Linked DNA regions of Homo sapiens: region 1 is linked to region 2. Evidence: read pairs that join two places in POLR2A ChIA-PET (ENCODE). Cell type or tissue: A673. All regions are shown on one strand. Links, peaks and the distances in the headings refer to the core of each region. The heading gives the core; the rest is flanking DNA.

Region 1 (2,817 bases), core at 198-2,697, 130 kb before region 2:
TTTTTCTCTTCCCTGGCCTGCCGTTTACGTAGTACCCTGGATGAATCTATACTTACTCCATAGTAAGTAGTACCTTGGATGAATCTATACTTGCATCCAATGGAAATGAGAGTGATGGTGCAGAGTTATCCGAAGTAACTCCAGCTATGTTGTGGATCTTCTAATCATGGGCTCATCTAAGCCTTCCCAGATATCACTCTAGTTTTTACAATCTTTGTTTATGACAATTAGGGCTGTAACATTGGCTGTAGACATTTGTTGCATCAAGGAACTCAGCTTCCACTGAAGTTCTGAAGTTAATCAGTTTCTGATCTTGTTCTGCAACTCTCTGCAAGAAGAAAAATCACCAGGAAATAGTGCATCCTGAAAGGAGTCAAAGTTTCCTTATCCAGCTGGAGCAGTGTGATCTCGGACCAGAGTCAATTCCTTGCCCAACAGACTTCACATTGAGCCATGAGAAGCAGCCTACTTACCCTTACCTGGACACTTCTCCAAAACCTGTGAAATGGCCTCTGTCACTGCCTCAAAGCCTCATCCTTGGTGGGCAACTCACCTGGATCCTGAGACCAAAATATAGAGCTTAATGAACTGCTCCTCTGCTGTAAACCTACTATCTTTTCACACTAAGATGTAGATATTCTCGCCTTGCTCTACCCAGTGGTGAGCAAGGATGTTAATCTAGTTCTTACTTCCCCTGAGAGCCTCTTGCAACTTCACTGTTAATAGAAATCACTCTTTTATGCTTGCAAAGCATATCCTTATCCTTTGGTATAAGGAATTTATACAAAGATGCACAGGACTGGTGGGGTAACAAGAAAAGCCATTTCCCTAACTGCCTGCTTAATCTGGATCCAAGTGCTGCTAAGACAAAGAAGTACAACAAATTTAATAGGAAACCAGAACAAAACCCTAAAACGAACGCTCAAGGTTGTTTGGGTTACAACCTCAGCTTGAGAGATCTGCTCTGGCATTTATACTTCCTAAAATAGAGAATTTGAGTGAATGAGGTGGCCACCATCCAAATGAAGTGCCTCAACTGGGAAGAGATTCATGCCAACCTGCTAGGGCATGGTGTTTAGCCTTTCTTATATTTAGTCAATTCATGGGCTCATCATTTGGGGTGAGGTCATCAGGATGGTGCCACTCAATTCACTTGGCAAGAGCCACAGCAACTGATGTAGGAAGAAGCCTGTTGGAGTTTCTTTTACTAAAGGGCACCTGGGGGCCAAGGATACATGGAGTCTTCATGAATTAATGAATGAAGCCCCTCAACTGGCTCAGTATAATTATTCTCAGGGGACATCTTTATATTCTCTTACAGTTAAAGTCCTGGTGGGGCTAGCTTTTCAAAATAATGACTCCAATTTTGAGGCAGTTCAGAGAATTTAGTGGATTGATTTTTCAATATCTCTGTCTGTTACTGATTAATTTGTTGAGAGTGAATGTAGGCATCAGCTCTAATTTCCTTGAACAGCTTTTATAAGTGACTTACATGTATAAAGGGCATCCTCCAAAACCATTTTAATTTTTAAAGATGCCAAACAATTTGATAATTAAGTTCTATAAATGTGGACTAGTATTTCCCAAACTGTGCCCTCTAGGAAATGCTTCTAGGAGATGTTAATAGGTACACAACAAAAATAAGTGAATGAAAGAAAAATTTTCAATCCATTGTCAGAAAACTTTGGAAAGAATTTGTTTACTATAGGGGACTCTTCTTGGAGATTTACTCTCCAATTAGTATATTTAAAGACCTGAGAAGTTCCATTGTAAAGAAATTTGCTTTTAATTAACCAAGCATTTCCCAAATTTACCTTAACACAGACAATTTTTAAATTTTTCCTTATGCTTCCCCAGATCCTAATTTTAGGACATATTGATCTATGTAAATTTTAAGTCAAATGTATAATTTTGAAACATGTGTAGAACTTAAATGGAACAGGATAGGGAATAAGACTTACTTTAAATCAAGTCCTCAGGAAAAACAATTCGAGATAAAAAACTTGTGTGGGGAAGTTTACTGGGTGGTGTTCTCAGGTTCAATTCCTGCAAGGAAGTAAAGACATAGCACTGGGCCGAGGGAGAATTTGAACTGTGTTCTAGCCACAACAAAGTTCTCATTCTGTCATAGGGGATCACCGAAGCCGGAATGGGCTTTTACATTTGTCCTGCCTTGAGGCAGCGGGGCTGGGCATTCATAACCCTCCTTACCAGGTTGCTTCCAGGAAGAGGTCATGATCCTGGGGTGGATCAAGAACTGCTATCTTGGGTTGAGGGTAATTCTTGAAGAAGGATTCAGCCAGAGTCCCCATGTCTTAGAGAGGCCATCAACAATTCGGAGATTTAGTGCCTCATCCCTAAAGAGGGCACTGGAGGGGCTCCATGGCAGCCTCTACTTTGTGCCACTTGGATCCATTTGCTTTGTAGATTAAGTTCTGAGAACATTTCCTCCAGGATCTCGGTTGGTCATTTCTCTTGGAGAAACTTACAAGAAAAAGGAAATGGAGGAACTACAGCCTCACCACATGCAGCTCATATAGAGGTTGCAAATGACATTCATCAGCTCCTCCTCAAGTACCATTCCAGATCCCCTTGTCCACGGGTGGTAACTTTGTTGGTCCATGTGGCTGGCCTGATGTAGTGACCAGACTTTGATCTCTGAGGGGCCTGAGCTTCATAGCCACGACTGCTGCACTTCCATTCATTACCAAAATTGCTCCCATTGGGTAACGGCAGCTCTATCTCCTCCTTATAATAGAGCCGGGAGGCTGGCTCCTCTCCTTGCTTACTGTTGGCACAAGGAGTCAAACGTGACCA
Region 2 (2,817 bases), core at 191-2,690:
TCCTCCACTGGCTTTTATCCCCAGGTTCTGTCAGATAGTGAGAAACGGAAACAGTACGATACTTATGGTGAAGAAGGATTAAAAGATGGTCATCAGAGCTCCCATGGAGACATTTTTTCACAGTGAGTAATTTACCCATCTGCAAAGTGTTAGTGTCTGAGAGAGGGTCACTTAGCGATTAAAGAATTATTCTCATTCCCTAGTTCAGAAACTTTTGATGAACAGTACAATTTAGCTGATCCAAAGATCAATTATTGTCCTCCCTGTGGGAAGATAGTCTTCTATTTTCACAAAGCTTCAGGAAAGACTGATGGCACTGAAAGGACATTCCATCTAGCCAACCATATCAGTTAAATCAGTGCAGACAATTCACGGGGACATGTGTTGGAAATCAGTTCATCCTTGCCTACTTGCTACCTTGCAATCTGCAAACCACTTAATGAGCAAAATTATTGTTAGCAGAGATAGAAAAATTCCTGCTCCCATACCCAGAGCTGCCTCTCTTTCGTGCTATCAACAAGTGAGGGTGATTATAATAACCAGCATTAGGGGAAGGAATTAGGGTAGAGGACCTTTATCTCTTGCTTTCTGGGAGTGCTGGGTGGTTGGAATAATAAACACTTTCTTCCTCACTCTTTGAACCTCTCTTTATTGAGCATTTGAATTTCCACATTCCCTGATGATTACATATACTAAGAGACTTTAATCTGGGGTTTCAGGTCTGAAATTATAAACAAAAAGATGTTCGAATCTGCATTTTTATGGGGAGAGTTCATTGTTTTCTTCAGATTCTCAAAGGGTTCTGTGAACCCTTCCCCAAAAGAAGTAAGAATCACTGTTGCATATAGTAGTTACCACCATTTAGTGCTTGGTTGAGGGGCCTGGGGTGGGGGAGTAGATTTTTAGGGTCTGTAAAGATGTGTGAGTAACATGATTAGGACATCTTTTCCCCCCGCCAGGATCAATTTGGCTGGCTGAAGTGATCCCTAGGGAATACCAGAAAGAGAAACAGCTTCCCCAGCCCCCACCCTGTTCTTTCCCCTTGCCTTTATTTAAGATTCAGGGAATTCATTCACCTGAGTTGGTTGGTGGGAGAGGGAGTTATATAGTTATCATCTTCGCTATGCTAATATACAAGGCTTCTTAATAACACCAAAAATTAACATTAGATTAAACCACCTGTAGGATTGAAGGTCACCTTTTTTGTTAATCTCAAGTTACTCTTGTTACTTACAAAAATTAGTTTGGGTCTTATAGAGGCTAGAACTTCCTTCTCCTTAAGCACTAGGATTTTACTAAGGCTGATGCTTTTTTAGCTTATTTAATTACATACTCAAGATTTTTGTGTAGAGCAGTAGCTTCTTTCAACAAGTTAGCTTCTAAAAAGCATGTAAAGAGAACACTACATATGTTAAAATTACCGATAAAAATTTCTTAAATTAACCATTACATTTAGCATTACACAAGTTTATGTATACTATACTCTTTCTCAATAAGTCCACCATATTCAGATTTTTCCCAATATTGAAAGATTATTATTTCATTGGTTGGGTCCAACATTGAATTCATTGGCATACTGTGTGTGTATGTACTGTACTATATGTATGGGCTATATTTTGTTAAAAAGTGGATTTTTTTGTAGTAAGGGACCGTATAGTTACAACATGGTTGATAGTATATAAATTTAAAATTATGTATGATAGTTGACTCCATTGTATTAAAAAATACCTTGTAGTTTTGCACAATGCATTGATAGAAACAATAGTTTATCAACGTAAAGAAAATGAGTTAATTGTGAAACATAGAGTCTTGATTTTTTTTTTTTTCCTGATGATTTTGCACTTATCTTTAGCTTCTTTGGGGATTTTGGTTTCATGTTTGGAGGAACCCCTCGTCAGCAAGACAGAAATATTCCAAGAGGAAGTGATATTATTGTAGATCTAGAAGTCACTTTGGAAGAAGTATATGCAGGAAATTTTGTGGAAGTAAGTTCAAACAATATAGCTGTTCATATTGACTCCCAGAACTTGCACTTTTGACTAAAAATAAGAGGTTTATATGTACCTTCTCTGTCTTTTTGAGGGTAAGAGAGAGTGATCAAATGCACAAAATTGAATTAATTATAATGCTTGGTTCATGATACACTGATGTCATTGTTTTATCACCCAGCTTAAGAACTAAGTAAAACATTACCATGACTTAATCTACCTACATGCTACTTCCCTGTTCCATTACCCTGCCTCCCTTCAAAGGTAACTACTGTATTGAGTTATGTCTTTATTGTTCTTTTGCCATTCTTACTTTATCATGTATATATGAATACCTGAATAATATATTGTTTATTATATTGTTTTTGATTTTTTAGAAATGGTATTTTATTCATTATTTTCTGGGACTGGTTATTTTCACTCACTATTATGTTACTAGGATTCACCCTTGTTGCTTATTGCTATATTGTGACCATAATTTATTAATAGGCATTTTTGTTTCTTCCAGTTTTATTCAATTCCAAACAGCGCTTTTATGAACATTTTAATCCATATTTCCAGGTTCAGATGAACAAGAATATCTCTTGGGTGGATATGCTTGAGAGTAGAATTGCTGGGTAATATGAACCAATGTTCATTTTTACAAGTTAATACTGTATTGCTTTTGAAATTGATTGTACTGATGCTTCTACATGCAATTTATGAGATCCTATAGATTCACTGCCTCACTAATACTTGGAATTATTAGACTTCTTAATTTTTGCTCATCAAATGGGTATAAAATATCTCATTATGGTCTTGTTTTACATTTTTTAAATTACCAATTAGG

The links. ChIA-PET counts read pairs that join two places held together with the same protein. Peaks named below come from ENCODE experiments on the same cell type or tissue, not always from the same donor. Only the 100,000 strongest peaks of a DNase experiment are listed, where the experiment ranks them.
Region 1: POLR2A ChIA-PET joins it to region 2 with 5 read pairs; 2 of 35 experiments call an interaction of 5 or more read pairs at or near these places.

Annotation. Positions count from the first base shown.
Region 1 is chr3:186,445,294-186,448,110 of GRCh38, forward strand. No RefSeq gene overlaps it. Among named protein-coding and RNA genes, the nearest start is that of LINC02020, 6.4 kb to the left of the region's middle. In A673, for the core only: no CTCF peak of the experiment used is centred there; no DNase peak of the experiment used is centred there.
Region 2 is chr3:186,575,816-186,578,632 of GRCh38, forward strand. DNAJB11 (DnaJ heat shock protein family (Hsp40) member B11) reads left to right here. Exons shown (of 10, transcript NM_016306.6): 3 at 25-122; 4 at 1,853-1,985. Among named protein-coding and RNA genes, the nearest start is that of DNAJB11, 6.5 kb to the left of the region's middle. In A673, for the core only: no CTCF peak of the experiment used is centred there; no DNase peak of the experiment used is centred there; H3K27ac peaks cover 471 bases.